Regions from separate parts of the Homo sapiens genome. Here regions 1, 2, 3, 4, 5 and 6 are each linked to region 7. Evidence: chromatin loops called from intact Hi-C (ENCODE). Cell type or tissue: endothelial cell of umbilical vein. All regions are shown on one strand. Region 1 has its middle 40 kb from the start of ZBTB11-AS1. Region 2 overlaps ABI3BP (ABI family member 3 binding protein). Region 3 overlaps ABI3BP (ABI family member 3 binding protein). Region 4 overlaps ABI3BP (ABI family member 3 binding protein). Region 5 has its middle 29 kb from the start of TMEM45A. Region 6 has its middle 77 kb from the start of ABI3BP. Region 7 has its middle 120 kb from the start of IMPG2.

Region 1 (4,000 bases), 440 kb after region 7:
TCCTGGTCACCCCGATCAGTTTCCCTACATTGATCAATGGCTGAGTTTGGTCCAGAGCCCTCCCCCTTGGCTCTGCTCATGCGCCATTTGTAATCCAACCTCCAAGATCCTTTTAAGCCAGACCACACTTTTGTCCTGATCCTCAGCTCCCTCGGCTCCTCCTGTATTGCCTCCCTCTGAAGAAGAGTTTTCCTCATACAGTTCCACCGCCCTATAATCCTCCTGCTCCCTCAGAATCTTCCCTAGTCTCCTCGACTACATCCCCTGTGGGTTCTCCGCCTATAGCCTCCCGAGACAGCCTTGGCAGGAGGAGGTAGCACCCCTCCTCCCACTGAGAGAGGCACAAATCCCTCTGGGTGATGAGCACTCAGCTCCATTCTTAGTTTATGTCCCTTTCTCTATTTCTGACCTGTACAACTGGAAGGCTCACAATCCCCCCTTCTCTGAAGAGCCCCAGGTTTTGACCTCACTGATGGAGTCCGTGCTCCAGACTCACCAGCCCACCTGGGATGATTGTCAGCAACTCCTTTTAATCCTTTTCACCTCTGAAGAGAGGGATCGTATCTGAAGAGAAGCCAGAAAGTATTTCCTTACATCAGCCGGTAGACCGGAGGGGGAAGCCCAAAACCTCCTTGAGCAGGTTTTTCCCTCTACTCGGCCTGATTGGGATCCAAACTCCTCAGGTGGGAGGAGAGCTTTGGATGATTTTTACCAGTATCTCCTTGCAGGCATCAAGGGAGCTGCTCGAAAACCCGTGAATCTGTCTAATAAAACTTAAGTTGTCCAGGGGCTTGATGAGTCACCTGGAGTCTTTTTAGAACGCCTCCAGGAGGCCTATCGAACTCACACCCCTTTTGACCCGGCGGCTCCTGAGAATAGCCGTGCTATTAATTTGGCATTTGTGGCTCAGGCAGCCCCTGATATTAAAAGAAAATTACAAAAACTGGAGGGATTTGCTGGAATGAACATTAGCCAGCTTTTAGAAGTAGCCCAGAAAGTTTGTGACAATCGAGAGTTTGAAAAACAAAAACAAGTAGCTCAGGCAGCTGAAAGGGCTCCCGGTAAAGCATCCAAAAGACAAGCGAAAATCTTAGTGGCAGCCATCCAGGAAGCCAGAAGGGAAGGGCCCCCATTACAAAGCACTAGCCAGGGGACCCCAGTCCATGCCAGAAAGGCCAGAAAAGTGAGCAGGTTTCCCTACAAAGAGACCAATGTGCTTATTGCAAGCAGGCTGGACACTGGAAGAAGGAATGCCCATTAAAGCCAGAGGAAAAACCAGAAAAAAAAAAGGCCCTCACCCTCCCCGCAGCGGAGGTGTCTGATGACTGACGGGACTGGGGCTCCCTCTCTCTTGGCCCCTGAGAGCCCATGGTGAGCGCTACAGTAGGGGGGACAGCCTGTATGCTTCCTAATGGATACCAGGGTGGAACACTTGGTACTGCAGACACCTTTAGGCAGTGTCTCTAATAAAAGAGTGGCTGTACAAGGGGCCACCAGAGCTATTCAGGAATATCCTGTCACCCACTCACGAGAAGTGAGTTTGGGACAGAAAAGAGTAACCCACTCATTTCTTGTAGTCCCAGAGTGCCCCTTTCCCCTTTGCAGACGAGACCTGCTCCGTTATAGGCTTCTATCTCTTTCTCAGCCCAGCAGGCTCACCTCCCGTTAGGGGACACAACGCCCCCTACTGCCCAACTCCTGCTAACTACCCCTCTGTCAGAGGAATATCTTTTGGTTTCACCATCACAACCACTGGAGAATAAAACTAATTCTCTCCTATTGGATCTACAGACTCTCTTTCCTCGAGTCTGGGCCGAGTCAAACCCCCTGGGACTAGCAAAGCATCATCCGCCGGTAGTTGTGGAACTTCTGGCCACTGCCCTGCCAGTCCAGGTGAAACAGTATCCTATGAGTCAGCGGGCTACAGAGGGGATCAATCCCCATATTCAGTGACTGTTACAAGCTGGCATACTCACACCGTGTCAGTCCACCTGGAATACTCCATTTTTGCTGGTCCAGAAACCCGGAACAAATGAATACCGGCCGGTACAGGACTTGAGGGAAGTTAACAAGTGGACAGTTACTGTCCATCCAACTGTCCCTAACCCTTAAACTTTACTCAGCCTGCTCCCGCCAGAACATACAGTATACACTGTCCTTGACTTGAAGGATGCTTTCTTTGCTATTCCTCTGACCCCCAAAAGCCAACCTATCTTTGCTTTTGAATGGACAGATCCTGGCTCAGGAGACACCACCCAATTGACCTGGACCCGGTTACCTCAAGGTTTTAAAAATTCCGCCACCCTTTTTGGGGAAGCCCTCCAACAAGATCTTCTACCATTCTGAGCCAGTCCCCTTAACTGTAACTCTTCTTCAGTATGTGGATGACCTTTTATTGGCTACTGAAACTACTGACAGCTGCCTGCAACATATTAAGGACCTACTTTACCTCCTTTAGGAGCTTGGGTATCGGGTCTCAGCCAAGAAGGCCCAACTTTGTCTTCCCAGAGTGTCCTACCTGGGGTATGAGATAAAGGAAAAAGGGCACTCACCAGTGCTCGGAAGGAAGCCATCCTGCAAATCCCCACTCCCACCACCAAGAGACAGGTACATGAATTCCTGGGGGCTGTGGGATACTGTCACCTATGGATATCGGGGTTCGCGGAAATTGCCAAGCCCCTGTACACCGCTACTGGACAGAATGGCCCACTAGTTTGGACTAACACTGAAGAACAGTCTTTTCAAAACCTAAAGAAAGCATTAACTGAGGCCTCTGCCCTAGCCCTCCCAAATATCTCAAAACCATTCCACCTTTTTTTCATGAAAGCCAAGGAGTCGCTAAAGGGGTACTCACTCAAACTTTGCGGCCATGTCGACGCCCAGTGGCCTGTTTATCTAAAAGACTGGATCCTGTTGCCTCCGGGTGGCCAAGTTGTCTGGGAGCTGTAGCAGCCACAGCAAGCCTGGTTCAGGAGGCTGATAAACTGACTCTAGGTCAAAATTTAACCCTTATGGCGCCTCATGCCGTAGAGACTTTGCTGCGAAGTGCTTCTGGCAAATGGATGTCAAATGCTCGCATTTTGCAGTATCAGAATTTACTGTTAGATCAGCCTCGTTTAACTTTCTCTCCCACAATGTGTTTAAATCCAGCTACTTTGCTCCCAGATCCAGACTTCACCACACCTGTCCATGACTGCCAGGAACTGTTAGAGACTACAGAAACTGGCCGACCTGATCTCCAAGATGTGCCTTTAAAGGAGGTGGACACCACCATGTTTACAGACGGTAGCAGCTACCTTGAGCAGGGAGTTCAAAAGGCTGGTGTGGCCATCACTACGGAGACAGATATACTGTGGGCCCAGACACTACCAGCAGGTACCTTGGCACAGAGGGCTAAGTTGGTTGCCCTCACTCAGGCCCTCTGATGGGGTAAGGACAAACGTATTAACATTTACACTGACAGCAGGTATGCTTTTGCTACTGTGCATGTGGACGGAGCCATCTACCAAGAGCGTGGGCTACTCACCTCAGCAGGAAAGATTATCAAGAATAAAGAAGAAATTTTAGCCCTGCTTGAAGCCATTTGGCTCCCTCAGCAGGTGGCTGTAATTCACTGCAAAGAACCTCAAAGAGAGGACACAGCCATAGCTCGTGGTAACCAAAGAGCAGACTCTGCAGCTCAGGAGGCAGCCCGGCTCCCAGTCGCACCTCTGACCCTACTGCCTGCAGTGTCCTTTCTGCAACCTGACTCACCAGCTCACCCAGAATACTCCACAGAAGAAGAAAGACAGGCTTTGGATTTTCAGGCCAGTAAAAATCAGGAAGGTTGGTGGATTATTCCTCATTCCAGAATCGTCATGCCCCGAGCCCTCGGGAAAACTTTAATCAGTCGTCTGCATTCTACCACCCATTTGGGAGGAGTAAAATGGGCCCAGCTTCTGAGGAGCCGTTTCAAGATCCCCCACCTTCAGGACTTAGCTAACCAAGCAGCTCTTCGGTG
Region 2 (4,000 bases), 380 kb before region 7:
TAATAAACTGTGCTTATCAAAATCTCAAAGTATTCCTTGATTCAGTAAAAGTTAAGAAACTGTTAAATCTTAATAGAGATGAATAAAGAGTCAGTCTATCCTATTATGGAAGCCTCTCATTAAAACTTTCAAGACTTACGTACATTTTACAATTTGACAATTTACTAAAAACATCATTCCTTGAAACAAAAAAATCAATGTTACACAGATCCTAATAAAATGAAAAATAATATGAGCAAAGAAACACTGTGCTTCCCTACAATTGATGAGGAATAAGCAGCATAAATAAGGGATAGAGATTCGTGCTTGAAATGCAGCTTAAAATGGTCAATGCTCTTTAAACGAATGCACATGATCGCATGACACATTGAACGGTTAAAAGCAGTTTGATGTCCTGATATTAGTTCATGCACAGTTCTCTCAAATTCAGCTGATAATGTGACACAGAGCCTAGCATAATTTCAAGATAAAGACTATAATGGAATGATGACAAAGAATGACAGGATGGTCTTATGATGAAGAAGAAACTGACTACAGTGGTATGACAATAAGCAGGAAAAGCACTATTTGAAGGACACACATTCTCATTACCCATGGTTTTTGGAGCTTCAGTTCTGAGAGTACCAGGTTCAAGATCTGTAGAAGGAACTAATTAAAAGCAATGAAATAAACTTGTGAAAAGCCAGTAAATTATATCTTTCCATTATAATACTGCTTCAATCAGTATATAGCAATTTTAAGAAATTTTCTGAAACTTGATACTTGTTATTTGAAGACTTGGCCATCTTATAGCCAGATAAACAATTTTTTTAAAAGGCACTTAGTCACAGCCTACACAATTTGGCACACATCTCAATAAAGCCCATGTAATATTCTCCTAGGTGTCTGAGTACTTAGTTCCAACTATTGTAGAAGACTGCCCTAGAAGCTTATTCAGACATTTTGCCAAATATATACTTATTTAACTGTCCTAGTAACTGTTGGCATGTTTGTGGAAGCTTTAACAGTGTGTCTAAATGAGCACGAATACAGTCAACAGCCTGTTTGAGAGAAGACATAGCAAAGAATAAAGCAAAGTGAATCATAGGCTGAGATTTCATTTGCAGTAAAGGCACTCAGCAAATCAGGATAAGGGACAAACATGCAGAGTAGCTCTCTACTCTCTAATCATAAAAGTGCAGGACCCTAGATGGGTGATGCTTCTTGGGTCAGATGCAAACTTCCGAGTCATATCTTCAAGGACTTTCTTCAACTGCTCTTATAAACCCTTCCAAATTCAGCTGTCATCACTACTTAGAAGCCGAATCCTGTGTGTTTCAGGAAGCATGTGCCCTCTGACTTGCCTCTACTCTTCCTGTCTGACTCTCTTCATCTTTAAGATTTTAAGACCCAACTTCTTTCCAATTATTTATTCTTATTCTTCATAACATTTTCTTTTTCTAAGCTTTTAGATGTGTATAGCACCCCTCAAAACAAGTTCAATTTACCCAGATACACTCCCTTGCTTCAATCTTTGAATGTTTCATACTGGGACAGGTTTTGATCTTGACTATACTACAGAGTAAGATGTGAAAAACAAGCTTCCTCCTCCTGTGATAGCCTCACAGTTGTTGATGTGGCTGTGGGAAGATAGAAGGCACTTAATTTTTTTTCTAGAAATAAAAATGCCTGGTTCTATTTAATGCATTTTTGTATTTATGAGGACAATTGAATGAAATAAAAAGTAGTAAATAAGAGGCCGGGCGTGGTGGCTTACACCTGTAATCCCAGCACTTTGGGAGGCTGAGGCAAGCAGATAACAAGGTCAGGAGTTTGAGACCAGTCTGACTAACATGGTGAAACCCGTCTCTACTGAAAATACAAAAATTAGCTGGGTGTGGTGGCACGCGCCTGCAATCCCAGCTACTCAGGAGGCTGAGGCAGGAGAATTGCTTGAACCGGGAGGTGGAGGTTGCAGTGAGCTGAGATCGTGCCACTGCACTCCAGCCGGGGCAACAGAGTAAGACTCCGTCTCAAAAAAAAAAAAAAAAAAAAAAGAAAGAATTAGTAAATAAGATACACAGTAAGAGACAGACCTATATGCAGAAAATGCAAGGAATTCACCTGCCACAAAGATCTATCCCAACTGTGTTCTCCTTTGCTAACTCAACAGGGGGAGCAGTAGCACATCTTTTGTGCCTTCATCCACATGGTACTCACACAGGCCATCACTCCCATCATTGGCATCAGTTATAAATTCCTGAGAGCAGCTAGGATGAGCTACTTTAACCAGAAACCCAAATTTACCCAGTTTGGTTTGAGGAACCTCAGGACTTGGTGTGGTTTTAGTTTTGGGACGTGGACGACGAGTTCGTTGTGATGTTTTAGGAGCTGAAGAAAGAAAACCTTTAGTTACTACAGAGTCCGTAGCTCCGAAGCTATGAGTAGCATGACATACGGTTTGAGATCTCTTAAAACTTACTAGATTTTCTCATATTTCAGGAAATTTGTCTTTTTAACTTTTTAATTAGAAACATTCACTATTACAATTGAAGAAAGTTGATTGGGAGGAAGTGTCACATTCTAAAATGAAATTGCTAAATTAAGAAGTGAAGAATAGTCAATAGGACTCACCAAATAAAAAGGTCAAGAGTCACTGCTAAAATATAGTGGTGGTGGTCAGTTATAAGTTCTTTGACAATTAGTAAAATAAGACCACATAATTAATGAAAATGTCAATCAGAGAATATCACATAGATAGCAAAAATAAATGAGTAAATAGAACTTTAGATTCATAAAGAAACTCTCTGGTATCACAATCATGTTAGAATCAAGAAAACTGCATTTTAAAGTCACCTTTAACAAAAAAATTGGTTAAAAAACACACTGGATGACAAAATAATTTCAGATGGTTACATAGCCAAAACATAGACTGAGTTAGGTTCATGCATGGCTCTTTTAAAAACAAAGGGTGATTTAAGAGTCAGAATTTTCAATACTTTTAGGATGAAGAATATGATGGAATGAAACAGAGAATGATGATGTAGTCTTGAAAAGCATAAGAATCTGCGGCTATGATGATGGAATGGGTTTGACGATGAGAAGGAAGAACACTTAATGAGGATTGCAACGTGCTATTACCTTGTGTTGTCACCCAAGTCTCAGTTCTGAGTGTAACAGGTTTGAGCTCCGCAGTAGGAACTGATCAAAAGCATTAAAATTAACCAAATGATTATTTTAAATGAATGTAAACTCAAAACTTTTCTTCAAAAATGAGTCTTACTAGTATAATACAGCTTATAGAATTATATAGCAACCTTTAAAAACTGTTAAAACTAAAAAAGTAGACAGTTGATTTCCTAAAATTTGACTATACCTAACTCAGGTACCTATTTCCTTATTCCTCATTCTCTGGTTATCTAATTAATAATACAAAATGGACTATGTAGGTATTGCTAAGAACTCATCTTTGGAAAGAGACGGAGGCCTTAGCATGATGAATTGAGTAGGATATTCCTCCATTCTGAGCAAAGAAAGAACATGCCTTCATGTGGAAAGAACAGCTTGCTGATGTCTACCAGATCAAATCTCAACTGCTCCATCAAGGACCTAGGCATCTCCGCCATGGGTATCCATGGTCCTAGTGAGATTCAGAAGGGATTTGCCTGTCATCTTGAAGTAAGACTTTTTTTTTTTTTTTTTTTTTTTGAGATGGAGTCTTGCTCTGTCACCAAGGCTGGAGTGCAGTGGCGCGATCTCGGCTCACTGCAACCTCCACCTCCTGGGGTTCAAGCAATTCTCTGCCCCAGCCTCCTGAGTAGCTGGGATTACAGGCACCCACCACCATGCCCAGCTAATTTTTGTATTTTTAGTAGAGACAGGGTTTCACCATCTTGGCCAGGCTGGTCTTGAACTCCTGACCTCATGATCCACCCGCCTCTGCCTCCCAAAGTGCTAGGATTACAGGTGTGAGCCACTGCGCCCAGCAAAGTAAGACATCTTTATATCAGTTGTCCAGTTA
Region 3 (4,000 bases), 300 kb before region 7:
CACAGAGAAACTGGAGGGAGGCATCTCAAGGTATACTCCAGATGTGAGATAACAAGGAAAGGAATCACACACACACATAAAAACCAGAACAGATTAAAGTTACAGTTCTAAGAAAGAATTGATGAAACCAGACTCCTTATAGGATATGGGTACCAAAGAAAGCGAAAAAAGTTAAAACTGATTTTTCAAAAGTGAGAATAAAGTGATGGGAAAAGTATTCTTTTAATAGTATAGAAAGTATGAATTTAGTCTGAGTGTGAGGTGCCAATCACAGTTACCTGGTTATTGTGATGAAAATATTCCATGGACAACTGAAAACATATTCTTAGTAATTTGTAAATGGGCCCAGGTCAGAGATTCAACCCTGGAAGTCATTTACATACTTGCCACTTCTGTTCTCTGTAGAACAGCAACAAAAGCAATTTCTGAGAGCTTTTAAAAATGCAGATTCTCAGGCTCCTTCTCAGGCCTACTGAATCAGAATCTGCATTTTAGTAAGGTTCCCTACATGACTTGCATGCACAAAGTTTGAGAAGCACTGTTGTGCATAGAGGGGATTGTTAAAGACTAGACATAGATAAGAAGGGTACTGCAGGTAAGATAGAACATGATTCCACATTTAGGAGATATAATAAGGAGTGAGCAAAGGAGAAAAGGAAAGGTGTGATGGTTAATAGTGAGTGTCAACTTGATTGGATTGAAGGAAGCCAAGTATTGATCCTAGGTATGTCTGTGAGGGTGTTGCCAAAAGAGATGAACATTTGAGTCAGTGGACTTGGAAAGGCAGACCCACCCTCCATTTGGGTGGACACCATCTAATCAGCTGACAGCATAGCTAGGATAAAGCAGGCAAAAGAAGTTGGAAGGACTAGACTGTCTGAGTCTTCTAGCTTCCATCTTTCCCCTGTGCTGGATGCTTCCTCCCCTCAAACATCAGACTTCAAGTTTTCAGCTTTTGGATTCTTGGACTTAATGACAGTGGTTTGCCAGGGGCTCTTGGGTCTTCAGCCACAGACTGAAAGCTGCATTGTCAGCTTCCCTACTTTTGAGGTTTTGGGACGCGGACTGGCTTCCTTGTTCCTCAGCTTGCAGACGGCCTGTTATGAAACCTCAACTTGTGATTCTGTGAGTCAATACTCCTTAACAAACTCCCCTTCATGTATATACATCTCTCCTATTAATCCTGTCCCTCTAGGAAACCCTAATACAAATGGTTAAAGGGGCAAGAGGAAAATCTAAATAAAAATGTCAAAGAAAGAAAGAGTTTAAGAATAGGTTAAGAAGGATAAGGACTGAGAAAACTCTACTGGGTTTAGTAACTAATTGGTCATTAGTGACCACCAAGAGACATTTCAGTGGAACAGTGGAAAAGGGATGGCAACTAGTGAGAAGGGATGAGGACTGTGCAGATGGTGCAGAATTCAGAATGTGGGAGCCATAACTCTGAAAAGTTTGGAAATTAAAAGAGACTGAAAAGTAGCTTAGAATACATAACAGGATCAACAGAAGGCTTTGTTTTCAGGGAGAGAAACTTTGAGCATGCTTGCCAGCAGGAGGCAGGGCACCACTGCCTGTGAAAGGGCAAATGGAAGAGAGAGGGGATCACTGGAGAAGCAAAGGCTTAGACGACATGGGAAAGATGGGATCATGAGCACTGTCTGAAGTCAGAATTGTGTTTCTTGGAAAGAAGAGAAGAGAGGTAAAGATAAATTCAGGATGAGGAAAGAGTGAGTTGATAAAGGATAGTCTAGATTTCCTCAGTACTGTGGAAGGTAGAATAGATTGGGGGAAGAAAATAGCAGGGAATGTAGCCAGGATGCTGTTGCCAGAATCCAGGGTAAGGTGAGGCATGCTTGGATTGGGAACATTAGTGTGAAATGGACAAGGAGAAGACACAGATGCAGATATGGGTACATCTCAAAAGAAAAACGAATGTATCTTCGGGCCTTCATAAACGATAGTAGGTGAAAAATAGAAAATAAATGAAGTTTTAAATTAGAGCCAATGGGACAATGATACTACTTTAGAAAGCAATACAGAGACAAGTGAGGTGATATTTCAAGAGAAAAAGTCTGAGTTTAATCTTGTCATGTTGAGTTTGAGGTAATGGTAACACATAAAAGTGAGAATGTTGATATCTCACTGGTTATTTCATTCAGCATGTATTTACTTGGGGCCTCCTATGTTCCTGATGCTCTTCGGGGGACCAGGAAGTAACGGTGGGCAAGATACTCCCTGTCTTCACCGAGCTTAAAACTTACACGGCAAGACAGACAGGTAACAAGGCACTGGGGTCAATCAGGTGAGAATTCAGACACTGAAGATACTCGCTTCTTACAAACTTGGGGGCGGAAAAAAGGCAAGAGAGTCTGCTCTGGACTGGCCAAAAAGGAGAGCCCTCATTCTACGTTAAGAGTAAGTAAACACGGCCGGGCGCGGTGGCTCACGCCTGTAATCCCAGCACTTTGGGAGGCCAAGGAGGGCAGATCACGAGGTCAGGAGATCAAGAACATCCTGGCTAACACGGTGAAACCCCACCTGTACTAAAAATACAAAAAATTAGCTAGGCATGGTGGCCGGTGCCTGTAGTCCCAGCTACTCGGGAGGCTGAGGCAGGAGAATGGCGTGAACCCGGCAGGCGGAGCTTACAGTGAGCCGAGATCGCGCCTCTGCACTCCAGCCTGGGCGACAGAGCGGGATTCCGCTTCAAAAAAAAAAAAAAAAAAAAAAAAAAAAACAGAAAAAAAAAACACAAGATGAGAATGTTAGAAAATGCGAAAGTGATTTCTAAACTATTCATAAAGCTTTAATACGCTGGCAAAAGAGTGAGAACTAAAGCAATCTTGAAATCTTTAACAAGTTGGAAACATGAGAAAGAAAAAATAAGCTATTAATGGTGAAATAAATTTGGGTTAAAAACAGTTGACTCTTCATCAGGGCCAATTTGAAAGCTTTCTTTCAAATTGAGGCTCTATTGAAGACAAATGGGTACACTCTTCCATTCAAAGCCCATTAAGAATAAAAACTGTAAATGAAGCACATCTGCTCTCCGATGTGAACTTAGAAAGGAATCTTAAAGCATGGGAGACCCATAAAGACCCTATGCAAATAGGTACAGAAACATGCGCCACAAAGGATAAAGTGATATTTCATTGATACTTCCAAGCTAAAAACAAAACAAAAACAATGAGGGTTTTCTAACTGGAAACTTACTACCTAAGAGCTTTGATATACAAAGTCCATAGTCAAAATATAAAAACAAATTTCACTGTTATTTGCACAGGATAAATGAGGCTACACAAACCAATGTAAATCATTTTTTTAAAAAATCAGAGACTGTACAGAGGGAACCAAATATCAATGAATTAAAATGATACCAATTGGTGTTCCTGTAGCAAGCCAAGTGCATTCAGATTGCAATGGTTTTGTAAAAAGATACTCCTGAAGTAAAACTTTAGCTGTATTAATCTTCCAATTTTCAGAATATAACCATCATTTTTAGCTATTATTGCTTATGCTAACCTACTGGATTAGTCTAAATTATAAAAAAATTATGCATGAACATATGAGGGTAGATTTCTCCAAGTCTAGTCTGCTTCTAATTACACTAATTTGTAGTTCTGGCAGATTTATTTGGATGCTTCTAATATGTACAGTATTTCCAGGCTTTTAAATCGGGGCTATTATTTTTTTCCTCAAACATCACAAAGACTTTAAATGTCGGTTTATTAACTATGCTAATTAGGGAGAAAGGAAGCATGGGGAAATGAAATTTACTAGTACTCCAAATACTCCTTTTTAGTCATTACTGTTTAATTCTTCCCTTCAACTCATGTCCTAATGGTTCCCTACTTTGGTCAAGAATATCTTGCTTGTCATTATTGTATCTTTCAAAAGACTTTATTCAAAATGAAATTATCGATTTTGAATATTGTGATGTGATGTGCCTAATTCCATCTATTTGATAAGAGTAGAGCCAGGGTGCGTGTGCAAGGGGGTG
Region 4 (4,000 bases), 440 kb before region 7:
TATCTTGCTTTCTTAAAATGACTTTGTAAAACCTGATAAATACTCTCAGCAATCTTTTCTAATAATAAACATCTAGTATTGCTATTAATTAGATTGTAGACTTTTATACATAGTAAACAAAATAGCTTTAAATGAATGCGGCATAGTATTTTCAATGATTTTTGTTTGCAATGATGAAACAGAAGGTAACTTTGTGCAGCATCTACCATTTTCCAGGAATTGTAGTCCCACATTCATACCACTGAACATAATTGATTTGGGTGTGACCACCTATTTCTCCAAATTGGACAGGTTCCTGGCGAACTGCTCTGAAATAACCTGAGAGAGAAAATAGTTTCATTTTAATAGCTGCTGTATTATATTTTTGCCCTCACAGCTCATAGATTGAAGGATGTCGTTGACTAGCTGAAGGCTAATCTTAGTGAAGCGAGGTAATTTAGAAAACTGAGAGCAAGAAGTTCTGGTGTTTTTTCCTGAGGTGTAGTCATGGTTGGCTAAAATGGGCACCTGAAAAATTGTTGACATTTGCCGTGTCAAGTTAGGAGGGGATGGTTGGTAGTGAGTTTCACTGCCCATTATGTGTTCAAAGAACTTAGTAGGTCATCTTTCAGTATTGTTGGTATTTTTAAGTGCCCGTGAACAAAATGTGTTACTGAAAAATCGAATCAAATAGTTTATTTAGAGAACCTCCAGGTGATTCTGGACTAATAGGAACAATTAATTTACCCCCTTCTGCACTGCTTAGACAAGGATTAATTTTCAGTCTTATTCAGTCCTCATTACACAGCTTGGTGCCAATGGGTCTTTAGCAATTTACAGAGGTTATTCATTTCCCACAGAATTATTCTAATTATATTTATACAGTTACTTGCAAGGTAAGTACTATTTTTTCCATTTATGATAGCAGTAGTTAAAAAATTTTTTTTCTTAAGGAAATAAAAATAACGCAAGTACACTCAGTATGACAAAACCCATAACATTAATAAATGAGTGATTTAAGTTTGGGAAACTGCTTTTTTATAGCTGTTTTTGCAAGTTTAGAGTTTCTTGAAGTAGAATGCATTTATATTATGTCTGTAATTTCCCTTGGCTCCAGGTTTCTAAGCTGAGAAACTTACATTGAAGTCTTCATTTTTTCCTAGATATGTGGAGCAGTAGTACTATAGAATTCTTTTTAAATTGCTTGCTTTCCTCAGCTTGATTTCTTTCTGAGTTAATCTGTAAAACTCTGTTCTTATGAGGAGGATCAGAAAACATACCTTCTTTGATTGGTAACTGGTCAGAAGTGAGTTGCTGCCCAGTGCGTCCATCTAAAAATGAATCCACAAACTGGCAGTGATCTTCTCCATGGCCCCTCTGATCACCTATGTTATAAAATTTTCCTGAAGAACCAGAAATTAAAAGGATAAAGTTTACTTTCTTACTTTGAAATGTGACAATTTTGAAATCATCATTACTGTTTTTGTACTTTCTCCCCTCATTCTCTATTACCCTAGTTCAAACCAACAATGTTTCTTGCCTACCTGTATTCTTCCTCCCCTCCCTTTCAGGGATTAGTGATCTTTTAAAAATGCATGTCAGTTAATGTTCGTTCTCTCCATAAATTTCCCCAGCAGTCTCCCATTATACTCAGAATAAAATCCAAAGTTCTTACCTGATTTCAAACTCCACATGATTTCACACCTGCCTGCCCCTCCACTTACTAAGTCTGGGCCATACTGGTGGAACTGGCCAGGTGTATTCTACCTTAGGCCTTTGACCTTCTCTTTCCTCTAGACCTTTGTGTGGTTAGTTCCTTCTCAATTTTCTCCTTAGCTAGTGCTAACTAACTTTTTAGAGAGGCCTTCACCTTTTTGAAAATGTTCTTTAAAGTACCTCTATGAAATGTTTACTTATTTATGTATTGTCTATCTCTTCTTACTAAGGAAGGGAAGGAGAGGTAAGCTTTAGGAAAATAGGAAATATCTTTTATGCTGCTTTGTGTTCAGCACTTAGAAGAGTTGAATGACTGAAAAAAATCTACTTTTTAATGTTAGGGCCAGGCCTATTCATTAAAAATTTTTACTCTGTAAATATAGAAAATTATAACCTATTGGGCACGGAGCAGGGGGTTGTAGCTCTTCTAGCATCTTGAAGATGTTATATTCATTCCATGGTTATTGTTAGATTTAGTCACTTTATTGTCAGTCGGTTTTTTTATCCCTGGATGGTTGTAACAAAATGGAGTTTGACCATGGTTAGTGAATGTACATTCCAGTTTGTCATGATGGCACTGTTTTATAATTGCATTTTTATTATTTACCTTCTAATAGCATGTCTTAAATCCTTGCTTTCTAGGAATGATAACTGTTTCCGTAACATTTTGCTCAGAGGAAAACTTGTGTTTACAGCACCCATTCGTGCCTGAAACTCTTAAGAAAAGGCCAAGTTGTACAATGCTGCAAAACATTCCCATAAGTTAAGGGCTGAAAACAGAGCTGGTAGCTCTGCTTACCTGTGAGGGAGTCGCTCAAGTAAATCTTGTATCTGAGAGAGTTGCACAGCTGCACTCCTACAAATTTTTTATACCATGTCCTTTTGACATATTGTTTGCCCTTACACTCTGAGTAAGAGTCTGAATTAAAGGGTCTTTCAGTCCAGATGGCATCTCTTCCTGCTACAAAAGGAAAATAGTTTGAGTTTAGTATCTGACTCTTGGGTCAGATACTTCAAGAAATCAGTTTACAAAATTTGTCAACTTGCTGATACCTTTTTTTCCCCCCATGCTAAATACTGGAGCCAAAAATATTAGAGGGATTTAAACAAGTAAACCCCAGAGTAAGTTTCTGTCAATAGATAAATCTGAGAGCAGCATGTTAAGGTGTTTAGGTGTTGAATAGCCTCTGCAGAGCTGGATGTAGACAGTGTCATTTAGGAGCAAATTTAGGTTTCTTTTTTGTAGCATGTTATAAAGTTTAGACAACTGCTTTAATATGACTTGTTATTAAAAGTGGAAATGAGGGTGTTAATATCTTTTTTTTTTTTTGAGACAGGATCTCACTCTGTTGCCCAAGCTGGATAATGGCTCACTGTAGCATTAACCTCCTGGGCTCAAGTGAACATCCCACCTCAGCCTCCCAAGTAGCTAGGACCACAGGTGTGCATCATCATGCCTAGCTAATTTTTTATTTTTAAATTTTTTGTAGAGAGGGAGTCTCATTACGTTGCCAGGCTGGTCTCCAGCTCCTGGGCTCAAGCAATCCTCCCACCTCAGCCTCTCAGAGTGCTGGGATTACACTGGCTGTTTTATTAAACAGTAATAAGCCTGGTGCATGAGTGAAAGCAAATTTCAAAATGTCCAACTTGTTCCCAGAACATCATGGGTCCTCAGTGTTGTACAATGTGTAGGTAAACATTCACAACTGTTTGGTGTTATAAGAAGACTAAGTGGAAAAACGCGAAATCATGATTCAGATTCTGCCATGCCTGTTCAGTTGAATAAATTTAGAAAAGCATGTAGTTGTGCCTCATTGAGACAGGTACTTACCAGAAACTGGCTCACTCACTCTTGGGTCCGCTGAGGAGAAATAAATAGAAAAGTCAGACCTTACTAGGTAAAACCCCAACATTCCAGTGGCATGGTGAAGATGATGGGGGCTTACACTTGTTAAGAAGTCTTATTTGCAAAATGGTACTCTTTTGCTAAGGATTGAATTTGAAAGTTTGCTTTGTTTTGGAAATTGTTCTTGATTGAATAATCTCCTGCCTGGTAGGTATTCAGCTGTATCTGTTACATGTAATTTGAGTACTTAGGAACATTTGTCGCTGTTCCAGCTTTCACTTGAATTTCAAAAGCTGCTGCTTTTAGTTTGATAGAAAAACTTCATGGTAAAAATCACCAAGATGCCATGAACTACAGTTGGTATAAAAATTATGCAAATATTAATGCTGTATGTGCAGATGTATCTCATTAAGGAATTGGAGATTGTAAGGTCTAATTGGGAAGTTTGACAGCTGTTAT
Region 5 (4,000 bases), 730 kb before region 7:
AGTCTGCTGCAATGTGACTTCTGTCCTTACCCTTTATAGAAACCGTTCTCTTCAAAGTCACCCTTGAGCTCCTTACTGTCAAATTCTGTGAAAACATCTCTTGACTTTGCTTGACTTTCTAGAAGCATCAGACATTGCTGATTACTCCCTCCCTCTTGAAGCCCCTCTCTGGCTGGCTGTTGAGACTTATATTCTTCTGGTTTTCCTTGTACCTCTCCTATCACTGCTGGTTGTTTTGGTGCTTTGGTGAGAGATCCATATACCTTAAATACGGATTTTCTTCAGAGCTCTGTCTAAGCATTTGCCTCAGTTACCTTATCTTCCCTGGGTAATCTCAAACACGTGCAGGGTATCGGCCACCTATGTGCTGATGGCTCCCAAATCTGTCCCTGTGGTGCAGACTCTCTCCTGAGCAGCACACTCATATATAAAAGCATCCTTTGGACATATTAGTTACAGGTTTCACAGACATCTCAAACTCATCTTTTGAAAGTAAACTGTTCTTTATTGCCCTGTCTGCTCTCCTTCTGCCCCTCTTTCTGTGTTCCCTATCTCAGTGACTGGTAGCATCATTTACCAGTTGCTCGTGGAAGAACTTACCTGGGTTTGAAGCCACTTGTACTCCTCCTTTTCTCCCATTCTCCATCTAATTAATCATCAACTTGTGTCTATTTTGCCTCTAAATATCACTTGGATCTACCGAATTCCCTCTATTCTCATTGCTACAACCTGATTTCAGGCCCTTTATATCTTGCTTCATTTCTTACAATAGAAATAATAATATTTTAGATATATTTGGTTAAATCAAATATATTATGAAAATTAATTATCTTTTTTCCTTATATAAATGTAGTTACTAGAAAATTTAAAACAGCATATATGTCTCATATTATATTTCTATTAGATAGCACTGATCTATACCTTGGCTAACTTTCAAACCTCTTTTTATATTACTAACATTTTAGTTTTTAAGTTTAACTGAGCTTAAAATGTATTTAAATTTAATTAATCCAAGGTGCTATTTTGGGTTAATTGGCCTAATACTAGTTACAACATTTTAAGTAAATTTTGTTATACCTAAACTGTCTTTCTTCCGTTCTTCCTTGTTTCCGTCTTTCTTCTCGAAATAAAAGTGCCCTGTCTATTCATATTCTTTCTTGTGCTATAGTATAGCTCATGTAGGCTTCATTATGTAATGGAATGATTTCCTTACACGTCTGTCTTCCTCTCTAGCCCGTGAACTCTTAGTGAGAGAAACCATATCTTAATCATCTTTCCATTCCCAAAACTTAATAGGCACCTATCACATAGTAGCATCTCAATATATAGCTGGCTTTCCATATGCACAGGTTCTACATCAACAGATTCGACCAATCACAGATCAAAAACATTCAAAAATAAAACCAATAATAATAATAATACAACAATAAAAGACCATCCAAATAAAAACAATACAGTATAGCAACTTTTTGCATAGTGTTTACATTGTGTTAGGTATTATAAGTAATCTAGAGATGATTTAAAGTATGTAGGAAGATGTGAATAGGTTATATGCAATTACTATGTCATTTTATATAAGAGATATGAACATCATCGGATTTTGGTATCTGTGAGGATCCTGGGCCAACCTCCTGTGCATACTGAGCGACGACCATATACAGTTTGAGAGTGTGACTCTAAACAAGCAGGACCCTAAAACTTGAATTAATTCTGCCTATTGTAGGCCAAACACTGTCATAGATGACTCTCTCACAATGAAAAACTGTATTTGGAGTTGATATTTTCCCTCCTAAAATGGAAACTTTTTTTGCTTATAAAAGTAATAGCTGACACACTTTCAAGTAATGCAGAAAACAGTATGACAGCCTCCCAGAAAAGCCAAGTGTTGTTATGACCTTAATACAGCTCATTATTACTGTCAAGACATTCTGGTTACTCTACTCTAGGGGGCAGACTTGAACCAGCATTTGGACAGGTAATGCTGGACGCAAGCCTCAGTGTTTGGCCAAAGACAAAATCACTATCGTTACGTTTTTCTTTTCTTTCTTTCTTTCTTTTTTTTTTTTTTAGAGTCTGTCATCCAGCCTGGAGTACAGTGGTGTGATCATAGCTCACTGCAGCCTTGAGCTCCTGGGCTCAAATGATCCTCCCCACTCAGCCTCCTAAAGGGCTGGGATTACAGGTGTAAGCATCAAATCTCTTAAAAGCTTCTTCACTATCATGAGAAAAACATGGGGGAAACTGCCCCCATGATCAAATCACCTCCCACCAGTTCCCTCCCTCAACACGTGGGGATTACAATTCGAGATGAGATTTGAGTGGGGATTCAGAGCCAAACCATGTCAGATGGTAAACAAAAATCAAAGAAAAATATAGCATAATGTCATGAAGAATCAAAAACAGTTAGGAAATAGAGATAACGGGAATGCTTTTTAAGAGTGAGTTTCCAAAAAAGCCTGTCTGATGAGGTGGTATTTGAGCTGAGGTATGAATGAAATGAGGGAAAAGGGTCTCAGGCAGCAGCGCAGCAGTGTAAAGGCACTAAGGTAAGAGCTTGCTTGGCTTCTTTTAAAAATAGCAACATATTCCTGGAAAGGAGTGCATGACAGGTGTGCAATGGAAAACGAAGCTGGAAAATGCAAAGGGTGGATAATCTGTTACCTAGGTGGTTGTTATTCTAAGTGTCATGGGAAGCTATTGGAAGGTTTTGAGTGAATCACATGGTGTGACAATTTCAGGGAGGGATACATCACAGAGGCAATATTGCTATGCCACTTCAGACATATTAGCATGCTGCTTTCCCAAAGTTCCGTCATTAGTCATTGTTAGCTCTGTGGCTAGAAGACAAAGAAGAGTTTCTTGAAGTGGGAAAAGAAATTATGGTACTCTCCTTCTAAGTTGAGAATATCCTCTTGGCAAACAGCATGGTGCATGAATAGGTTTGTTGAATGAGTGAAAGAAATAATGAATGAAACAACAGTGAAGGCATTTTTTTTTTTGAGACAAAGTCTCACTCTGTCATCTAGGCTGAAGTGCAGTGGTGCGATCTCCTCACTGCAACTTCTGTTTCCCGGGTTCAAGTGATTCTCCTGCCTCAGCCACCCTAATAGCTGGGATTACAGGCATGCCCCAACATGCCTGACTAAGTTTTCTATTTTTGGTAGAGATGGGGTTTTGCCATGTTGGCCAGGCTGGTCTCGAACTCCTGGCCTCAAGTGATCAGCCCAGCTTGTCCTCCCAAAATGCTGGGATTACAGGTGTGAGCCACCATGCCCAGCCAGCAAAGCCATTTCTTAAGTATTATAAACATCTTGAAACAGTTTCCTCTCTGCTTTGCTAATTCATGGATATTTACTAAGGGCTGCATGTACTGCAGCGTAATAGGTGGGGCACACCAAGATGAGTGAGACACAGTCCTTGCCTTCAAGGAACTTCAATTTTTGTTGGAAAAATAGACATATACACAAAACAGAATGCTTATATTGAGATTTTGGCTGAGGCATCAAGATACACAGCTGTCCTTCACTATCCATAGGGGATTGATTCCAGGACCCCCTGTGGATACCAAAATCCATGGATGCTCAAGTTTCCTATATAAAATGGTGTAGCATTGGCATATAACCTATGCATATCGTTCTGTATACAGTTGACTTTTGAACAATGTTGGCTTAAACTGTGCAGGTCCACTTATAAGCAGATGTTTTCAACCAAACACAGATGGAAAATACATTATTGAGGAATGTCAAACCAGTGTATATGGAGCACCAACTCTTCTTATACGTGGGTTCCAAAGGGCTGACTTCAAGACCTGGAGTATGCATGGCTTTTGGTGTACTTGGGAGTCCTGGAACAAATCCCCCACATATAACAAGGAATAATAACTGTACTTTTAATCATTTCTAGGTTGTTTATAATACCTAATACAATGTGAATGCTATATAACTAGTTGTTATACTGTATTATTTAGGGGATAATAAAAAGAAAAACAAATTTGTGGATG
Region 6 (4,000 bases), 130 kb before region 7:
CCCAACACTTTATACAGCCTTGGGAATACACAGTTGAGAATAGCACAGGGATACTCCCTGCATTCAGAGAGCATACAGTTTGAGGGTAGGACAGACATTAAATAAAGGACACAATCTGTAGGTGAATTTAAGGAAAGAACCAAGATGGGATTAAACACTATTCTGCTTCTTACTGACTGGTGACTATATTTCATCATGATATTAACAGCATTATAAAACACCTAGGAAAAGTCAACAAATTATAATACATTTCAGTCTGTCAAGCAGTTTTGTTTAAGGCAGCTTTAAAAAATCCTGACGTCTAGGACACAACCAAGACCAGATAAGGCAGACTTTGGGGTGGGACCCAGGCATCAATATTATTAAAGCTTTCCAGGTGATTCCAATGTGCAGCCAAGGTTGAGAATCACCGATTTCAGGGGAAGTTTACACGTTTTTAATTTCTTTTGTATAAACATATAAACTTATTTTCCATTTTATCTAATATCCAAAGGCCTTCTAATTCATATGCCCACTTAGTCACAGAAAATATTTATGCCTCATCACCAAGTGTAAAATTTCTGGGTGGGGACATAACCTGAGCTAAGTAGCTGGAATATAAAACTGGCTATTTCTAATAGTAATCTCAAAAAAAAGGAGGCAAGTTGTTTATTTAATACTTATTTTGGCTATTACTTTATGCTTAAAAGTCCAATATAATTACATGTGATGCTAAACAAGAGTCATGTGTATCTGAGTATTGCATCATTGAGGGTAACTGCCACACCTCCCTATAGTTACAGGCTAATGTTCCTACCTAAAGCAAAATATTAAACTGATCCTCTACAATTCTTCTTATGTTGCAGGGTTTATCTAACATGCTTATGGACAGGGACAAGCATTAGGATTGAAAGAACCACTCCAAACACTATAAACAGAATATTAAAAATCTTATTGTTACCAAATAGGCAAAAGAAAAATAACATAAGCAAAGACTAGAGGTTTTCCAAAGTTTTCCTCAGTTATTTTATTCTTTGATTATAAGGCCATCTCAGGCTGTAATGTTTGGAATTTGGCCTGTTGGCCTCCAAAACCAAGGGCAAGCCATCTGGCTCCAAGCACAATGAGCTCCAATTATGGCACCATTGAATTTTTTTCTCTTTCTTTTTCCTTTGTGGATAAGACTAAGTTTTGCCATTTTGTTCTCAAGTTTCTAAGTTTTATTTTTGCTTTAGGACTCTCCCCACAGCAGCAATTCTTGCAATTACACGTTTATGTTCTGAACTCACAAGTAAATCCTATAAAAATACTCCCTTATCCCATGTTAATTACTCAAAAATCAAACCAAAGGAGCAAGTCCGTAGTAGCAAAGGGTTTTCTGCAAAGCAGAAGATACATGAAGGAATTCCTTACGGCTCCATCCTACTTTATAATCAGGGTGTGATTTTACAGCATTTAGAAAGAAATAAACAAAGGATACATCATTCTTTAAAACTTTATTTTGTCTCCTTATTTCCAAGAGTCAAATAACTACAGAACCATGAAAATTGACTCAACAAATCCTACAGCAACTCCTCTTTGTCAGGTCCCATGTTAGAACCAGAGTTTACAACACAGTATGAGAGAAGCGAGAACCTGCCATCATGGACTGTAAAGCCATAAAGTAAATAACAGAAATATAAATGACTTCATGTGTAAAGAGAAGTCATTAAGCAACCTTATTGCTCCAAATTCCATTGCTTTTTACCCTGCTCCCCAGCTCCTAAATTATCACACAAGATCATGTTCTCCCTCTCTCCCTCCTCCTCCCCTTCTGCTCTGTAGTTTAAAGCTCAACTTAACTTCTAATTCTTTAAACTCCATCCTGTTATCTTCTTTAGGGGCTGAATGGGCTGAATGGGAGAAGGGTGTGTGATTTCCTTGTGTATTGGTGAGGTGCAAAGAATGGAAACAAACTCTATCTTATTTAAGCAGGAAAAAAATGACATGAAAGGATATTGGAATTTCACATTCCTTGGGAAGTTAAACAAGCAGGAACAAAGGAAAGCTCTGCAGCCATGGCCACAGCCAGAGATGCAGCACAGAGCCTCCAGGTGAGGACACGCTGCCCCTACCCTGACACGTGCACCCAGCACCGGACCCACCACCAGAGGGCACTCCTGCTGCTGCCCTCCAGGAACTCCTCCCTATTTATGCCTCCGCAGCTTCTTTAACTCCAGATTTAAAAATTCCAGGCACTACATTAGATAGACCTAATTCCATGGGAGCTACAAAAGCAATTTCTGAGAATTTTCTGTTTCTACGGTGGTAAGGAATCTTCTGTGTCTATAGGGGGTGGACTCTGCTTCCCACCAAGACTTTTATGGCAGGGAATTTCCAAAATAGAGAAAAGGAGGTAAAATGCTGGAGACTTTTGCTTTTGCTTTTGTTTTTTTAATGACAAGCAGTCCCTCTTCCACAAATTTCTCAGGTAATTGTTCAGAAAATGTCTTGTGGACATATTCTCCTTTCCTGATTCCCATCTAAGGGAATTGGATTTTTATGGTCATCCCTAAGTAAATAGCCTGTCTAATTTCACAGAGAAGTCTAAACTTCCTGTTATCCAAATGCTACTCCCTGGGAGTCCTCTACCTTACCCAAGGCTGAAAGGACAGAATATTTTTTCTGGGTGATTTTCCCCACACAACCCTATCCACTACAAAATGGCCTCCACTTCACACTCAACTTCCTGCATTATTTTAAAATCTAGCTCAGGGCAAAAGTACACTGGGTTTCATTACTGTGTGAGATACCATCATCTTCCTCTTTCCTTCCTTTGTTGGCCCAAGAGCCGTGTCTAGTGTACTTTGAATTTTCCTTCTTTCATCAGGCCTCTGACCATTTTCCCTTCCATGAGTACAATTTCTAAGTAGTCATGATGTTACGTGCAGATAGATTCATCAAATAAGGAGAAGCCACCTAACACAAAGTCTAAGACTTTATAAAGTAAGCAGCAATGACCTTGGTTAATTCTAGAAAATAGTTGATGTCTGAGTTCCTCCGAGGTCTCCCAAGCCACCTGCTTTCCTCCCACATCTGATACTCCTCACCCCCAACCCCTTTTGCTTAATATCCTCCAGAAATAATCTGGAACTCAATAATACTAATAGGTGAATGATTGACACTAAAAGAAATCCATCTTTGAGAACTCCTCAAGTGCTTTAGGGCTTTTCTGAAAAATACTTTCCCTCCAACAGTGAAGATTCAAAACTAACCAAAGATCTCTGCATTTCCTTTTTCTATGTGTCCACAAATTATTTCTAATAAAAGGTCCAAGATAAGAATCAAACACCAATGACAGATATTTTGGATAAAATCTGTAATTCGATTATTGGTTGCTGAAATTTTGATTGACTTTTTCCCTCAGTCATGATTTTATTACAAACTTTCCCCAAAGAGTTACCAGCCCCTACAATTAAGAGTTACATACCAAGTTTACTTTAACAAAAAATCCTGAAACAAAAGTCACTGCGATTTCTGGCTAATTTTATCACTTAGGTGTATAATGCCCAATAACCTGATCCCCTCACTCAATACAATAGCCTAATTGACAGTACAAGCTCAGCCGGGCACGGTAACTCATGCGTGTAATCCCGGCACTTTGGGAGGCCAGAGTAGGAGGATTGCTTGATCTAAGGAGTTTGAGAACAGCCTGAGTAAAATAGTGAGACACTCAACTCTACAAAAAAACTAATAATAATTAGCTGGGTGTGGTGGTGCACACTTGTAGCCCCAGCTACTTGGGAGGCTGAGACAGGAGGATTGCTTGAGCCCAGGTGATTGTAGCTGCAGTGAGCTATGATCATATATCACCACACTCTAACCTGGGCAACAGAGCAAGACTTGGCCTCAAAAAATAAAATAAAAATGAAAAAGTACAAGTTCATATTCATGTTAGGACTTATTCTGATAACAAAATGCACTATCCTATCAAGAGGAACCCCACTGGTCTCATTAACATTATTTAGACAAAAATCTAAAG
Region 7 (4,000 bases):
TTTAGGTTCATGGGTGCATGGGCAGGTTTCTTCCATAGGTAAATTTGTGTCAAGTGGGGTTGTTGTACAGATTATTTCATTACCCAGGTATTAAGCCTAGTACCCATTAGTGATTTTTCCTGATCCTCTCACTCCTTCCACCCTCCACCCTCCGAAAGGGCCCATGGTGTTTTGTTCTGCTCTGTGTGTCCATGTGTTCTCATTATTTAGCTCCTATTTATAAGTGAGAACATGTAGTATAAAACCACATTTTCTTTATCCAGTTATCACAGATGGGCATTGAGGTTGATTCCATGTATTTGCTATGATGAATGGTACTGCAATGAACATACTTGTGTATGTGTCTTCATAATAGAATAATTTATATTCCTTTGGGTATATATCCAGTAATGAGATTGCTGGGTCGAATGGTATTTCTGTCTTCAGGTCTTTGAGGAATTGCCATACTGTCTTCCGCAATGGTTGGACTAATTTATACTCTCACCAACAGTGTATAAGCATTGCTTTTTCTCAACAATCTCACCAGCATCTGTTATCTTTTGACTTTTTAATAATAGCCATCTGACCGGTGTGAGATGGTATCTCATTGAGGTTTTGATTTGCATTTCTTTAATGATCAGTGATGTTGAGCTTTTTTTACATGATTATTTGCCGCATGTATATCTTCTTTTGAAAAGTGTCTTTTCATGTCCTTTGCCTACTTTTTATGGTGCTTTTTTTTTCTTGTAAATTTGTCTAAGTTCCTTATAGATGCTTTGTCAGATGCTGTATCAGTCTATTCTCACACCTATAAGGAACTACCCGAGACTGGGTAATTTATAAAGAAAAGAGGTTTAATTGACTCACAGTTCTGCAGGCTGTACAGGAAGCATGGCTGGGGAGGCCTCAGGAAACTTACAATCGTGGCAGAAAAGCGAAGAGGAAGGCAACACATCTTGCACGGTCAGAGCAGAAGAAAGAGAGTGAAGCGGGAGATAGTACATCAAACAACCAGATCTCATGAGAACTCTATCACGAGACGGCACTAAGGAGATGCTGCTAAACCATCAGAAACCACTCCCATGAGCCAATCCCCTCCCACCAGGCCCCACATCCAACACTGGGGATTGCAATTCCACATAAACTATAAAAACGCCAAGAGTAATTTAAAACTATAAAAAAGCAAGAGTAATTTTAAAAATCCTCATAGAACTTTCAATCTGGAAAGGATCTTGGATACTACCAAGTTCAAACTACACCCTGAGTCCCCAGCCCCCATTTACAGATGAGGCCACCTAGGGCTCAAAACATTAAAGAACTTGCCCAAGGACACATTACTACCAACCCGCAGGACCAGGACTGGTACTATAGTTGTTAAAGTCCTCCCAGTCCGAGACTCTTTCTGCTTTCCTATATATTCCATAATTTAAATACTGATACAGCATCGAGCAGGGGTTAGCAAACTTTTCCTGTGAAGGACAAGACAATACATAATTTAGGCTTTTCAAGCCATATGGTTGCATATGGTCTCAACTACTTAATTCTGCCATTGTAGCATAAGAGCAGCCATAGGCAAAACATAAGCAAATCGGTGTGGTTGTGTTGAAATAAAACTTAATTTGTAAAAACAGGTGGCAAACTAGATTTGGCCTGTGGGCAGCAGTTTGATGATGCCTGGTCTAGAGAAAAAGAACTGTACTTTCTCAGACTTTTGATTCACTTCCTTCCTGTATTACTCAGGCTATGGCATGAGTGAGTGTGGAAGAACAAGGTACATTTTGACCCATCCCCAAAGCTCCTAGAAAAGTTAGAAAACCCTTCCCAACCCATGTCGTAAATCATTAAAATCACATATACGCACATCCCAGAGAGAGAAAGGGTGAAAGGGTAGGGATACAGGCTAACGGGTGAACATTCTGGTAGTTAATCAGCTGCCTCTTCTACTTACTAGCTATTTACTTAATGAGATCAAATCAAGTGGCCAAGCTTCCTTGTTTATTGGTATCTAGGGGACTCATTAACTACCTATAAATCTCTGCTGCTCTCTGGTGGTAGAAGACATTCGAGAGAAGTTGAATACTGTAGAATTCAGCAACTGAGTTCCCAAAATGTTTTGGACACTAAAGAACTAAATGAGTGAGATAGAGTATTTTCAAACTTACTAAACAAAATCATAATTGAATCCTTGAAATATTTCTATGAATGATTTTCCTTCATCATAAATCCTCGTTTTTTTTTTCTATCAGGCCCAAACATCAGTTTTTCTGACAACTGAAGTTTCCATTATTTTTCTTTCTCTAAAGCAGGAGCATCATAACTAATAAACACTGCTCAGAAGAAGCTTTAATTCTTCCAGAACTTTCAGATAACGCACAAAAAGGTGTAGCAGAGAGTCAAAGGAGATTAAGCATCCATGTGGCAGCTGACAGCAAAGGGAATTTTAATGCAAATGACAATTTCAACTCGTGCATGTAGCTGAACATCAGCAGATTTTACTTCTCCTCAGTGCTGGTTTTTTTTTCTAGTGCCTTAATCACACCAGAGAAGCTGAGAACCCCATCTTCAGTTTTCTTGTCACTGAAAACTGCGCTTCAGGGATGGGTTGACATTCTACACCAGGAGACTAGTCAGACCACTATTTTCATATCAGTCAGTGTATGGCTCCTGGTGGCTCAAGCCAAACTTGGGTGGAGAGGTTCCAAAAACCGGAGGTAAGGAAGAGTAGGAACAAATGAGCTTGAATCTTTTATGGGCCCAGGGGCTGTGCCTATCTTACCCGCTGTGGTTAATACATTCCAGCTCCTGGAACAGAGACTAATACATTGCAGGGACTAATATGCTTTTACTAAGTGAGTGAGGAAATAATTGAATGAAACACTAGTGTTTATGAGAGTGGTTTATAGGCTATATAGCACCCTATAAGTAATCATTGCATTCATACTAGAAGTAGCAAAGGAGTGAATTACAAATCAAGAGATAATGGCAGGAAATAGCACATCTAATACGGAAAGAAGTTCTTTCCAAACCCACAATTTCATGTCTCCTTTCTCAGTATCACAGCATCACAAAACTTAGGGATTAGAAAGGATTTTAACACTTTCGTTGTCCAAACTTCCACTGACGCTCTTTATTCAGAGTTCCACAATATTACCACCAAATGGTAGTCACCCACCCTCTGCTCAGACACTTCCGGAGACAGGAACTCAATGTCTGCAAAGACACTTTGTATTTTGGATGGGGAAGGGAAGTTGAAGCAGTAGGGAAGTGTTGGAAAAGGAGATTCCAGAGTTGTGCTGTTCAATAGGTCGTCACTATCCACCTGTGACTATTGAGCACTTGATATGTGGCTAGTCCAAACCGAGGTGTGTTGTGATTTTTGAAACCTTAATACAAAAAAAGATGTAGAATATCATTAATTCCTTATAATGATTACATTGTGAAATCATAATAGCTTGTATCCACTAAGACAAATATTTTATTAAAATTAATTTCACTTTTTTCCGTTTACCTTTTTAATGTGGTACTAGAACATTTAAAAGTATGTATATGGCTCACATTATATTTCTACTGGGTGGCATGGGTCGAGAGAACACATTTTGTCTTTCTTTCAATTCAGCAAAACAAATAAAATGTCTTTAGGAGACACTAATATGGAAACTCTGGTCTGCTTTGAGTATGAAAATCAAAATCCCTACTCAATAATTTGAATCCTGTCCCCTCTGTTATGGTGCTTGTGTCTGTGTCTGTTCTTGGCTGTGAAATGGAAAAAATATTTTCTTCTTTTCCTTATCTCTACAGAGAGTCATAGACTCATCATGAGCCTCTCATAATGACAGTCTCTTATTGTCCTGGAAACAGTGTACAAGGAGAGCTGCCTCAGCTCAGTGAAAGGAATGGTTTTTTTTTTTTTTTTAATTATACTTTAAGTTTTAGGGTACATGTGCACAATGTGCAGGTTAGTTACATATGTATACATGTGCCATGCTGGTGTGCTGCACCCACTAACTCGTCATTTAGCATT

What was found. A loop is a pair of places that touch in the nucleus more often than their neighbours do. Peaks named below come from ENCODE experiments on the same cell type or tissue, not always from the same donor. Only the 100,000 strongest peaks of a DNase experiment are listed, where the experiment ranks them.
Region 1: it touches region 7 in a loop (9-fold over the local background); 2 of 110 quality-filtered maps call a loop at or near these places.
Region 2: a loop joins it to region 7, with 13 times the contacts of the local background. A loop is called at or near these places in 9 of 110 quality-filtered maps.
Region 3: a loop joins it to region 7, with 27 times the contacts of the local background. A loop is called at or near these places in 58 of 110 quality-filtered maps.
Region 4: it touches region 7 in a loop (5-fold over the local background); 12 of 110 quality-filtered maps call a loop at or near these places.
Region 5: it touches region 7 in a loop (6-fold over the local background); 18 of 110 quality-filtered maps call a loop at or near these places.
Region 6: a loop joins it to region 7, with 13 times the contacts of the local background. A loop is called at or near these places in 45 of 110 quality-filtered maps.

The regions. Positions count from the first base shown.
Region 1 is chr3:101,634,721-101,638,720 of GRCh38, forward strand. No RefSeq gene overlaps it. Among named protein-coding and RNA genes, the nearest start is that of ZBTB11-AS1, 40 kb to the right of the region's middle. In endothelial cell of umbilical vein, CTCF peaks have their summits at 1,703 (motif pointing left) and 1,908; a DNase peak (open chromatin) is centred at 1,641.
Region 2 is chr3:100,817,934-100,821,933 of GRCh38, forward strand. ABI3BP (ABI family member 3 binding protein) reads right to left here. Exons shown (of 68, transcript NM_001375547.2): 39 at 3,121-3,180; 40 at 2,287-2,370; 41 at 592-648. Among named protein-coding and RNA genes, the nearest start is that of TFG, 110 kb to the left of the region's middle. In endothelial cell of umbilical vein, a CTCF peak has its summit at 2,147; no DNase peak of the experiment used is centred here.
Region 3 is chr3:100,892,231-100,896,230 of GRCh38, forward strand. All of the region lies in intron 4 of ABI3BP (ABI family member 3 binding protein), which reads right to left. Among named protein-coding and RNA genes, the nearest start is that of ABI3BP, 99 kb to the right of the region's middle. In endothelial cell of umbilical vein, a CTCF peak has its summit at 1,553 (motif pointing right); a DNase peak (open chromatin) is centred at 1,561.
Region 4 is chr3:100,750,293-100,754,292 of GRCh38, forward strand. It overlaps ABI3BP (ABI family member 3 binding protein), which reads right to left. Exons shown (of 68, transcript NM_001375547.2): 65 at 3,527-3,556; 66 at 2,495-2,656; 67 at 1,260-1,382; 68 at 1-318. The coding sequence ends at 203. Among named protein-coding and RNA genes, the nearest start is that of TFG, 43 kb to the left of the region's middle. In endothelial cell of umbilical vein, no CTCF peak of the experiment used is centred here; no DNase peak of the experiment used is centred here.
Region 5 is chr3:100,461,168-100,465,167 of GRCh38, forward strand. No RefSeq gene overlaps it. Among named protein-coding and RNA genes, the nearest start is that of TMEM45A, 29 kb to the right of the region's middle. In endothelial cell of umbilical vein, a CTCF peak has its summit at 1,939 (motif pointing right); a DNase peak (open chromatin) is centred at 1,954; H3K27me3 peaks cover 515 bases.
Region 6 is chr3:101,068,332-101,072,331 of GRCh38, forward strand. No RefSeq gene overlaps it. Among named protein-coding and RNA genes, the nearest start is that of ABI3BP, 77 kb to the left of the region's middle. In endothelial cell of umbilical vein, a CTCF peak has its summit at 2,100 (motif pointing right); a DNase peak (open chromatin) is centred at 1,960; H3K27ac peaks cover 2,188 bases.
Region 7 is chr3:101,194,282-101,198,281 of GRCh38, forward strand. No RefSeq gene overlaps it. Among named protein-coding and RNA genes, the nearest start is that of IMPG2, 120 kb to the right of the region's middle. In endothelial cell of umbilical vein, a CTCF peak has its summit at 2,057 (motif pointing left); a DNase peak (open chromatin) is centred at 1,840; H3K27ac peaks cover 2,139 bases.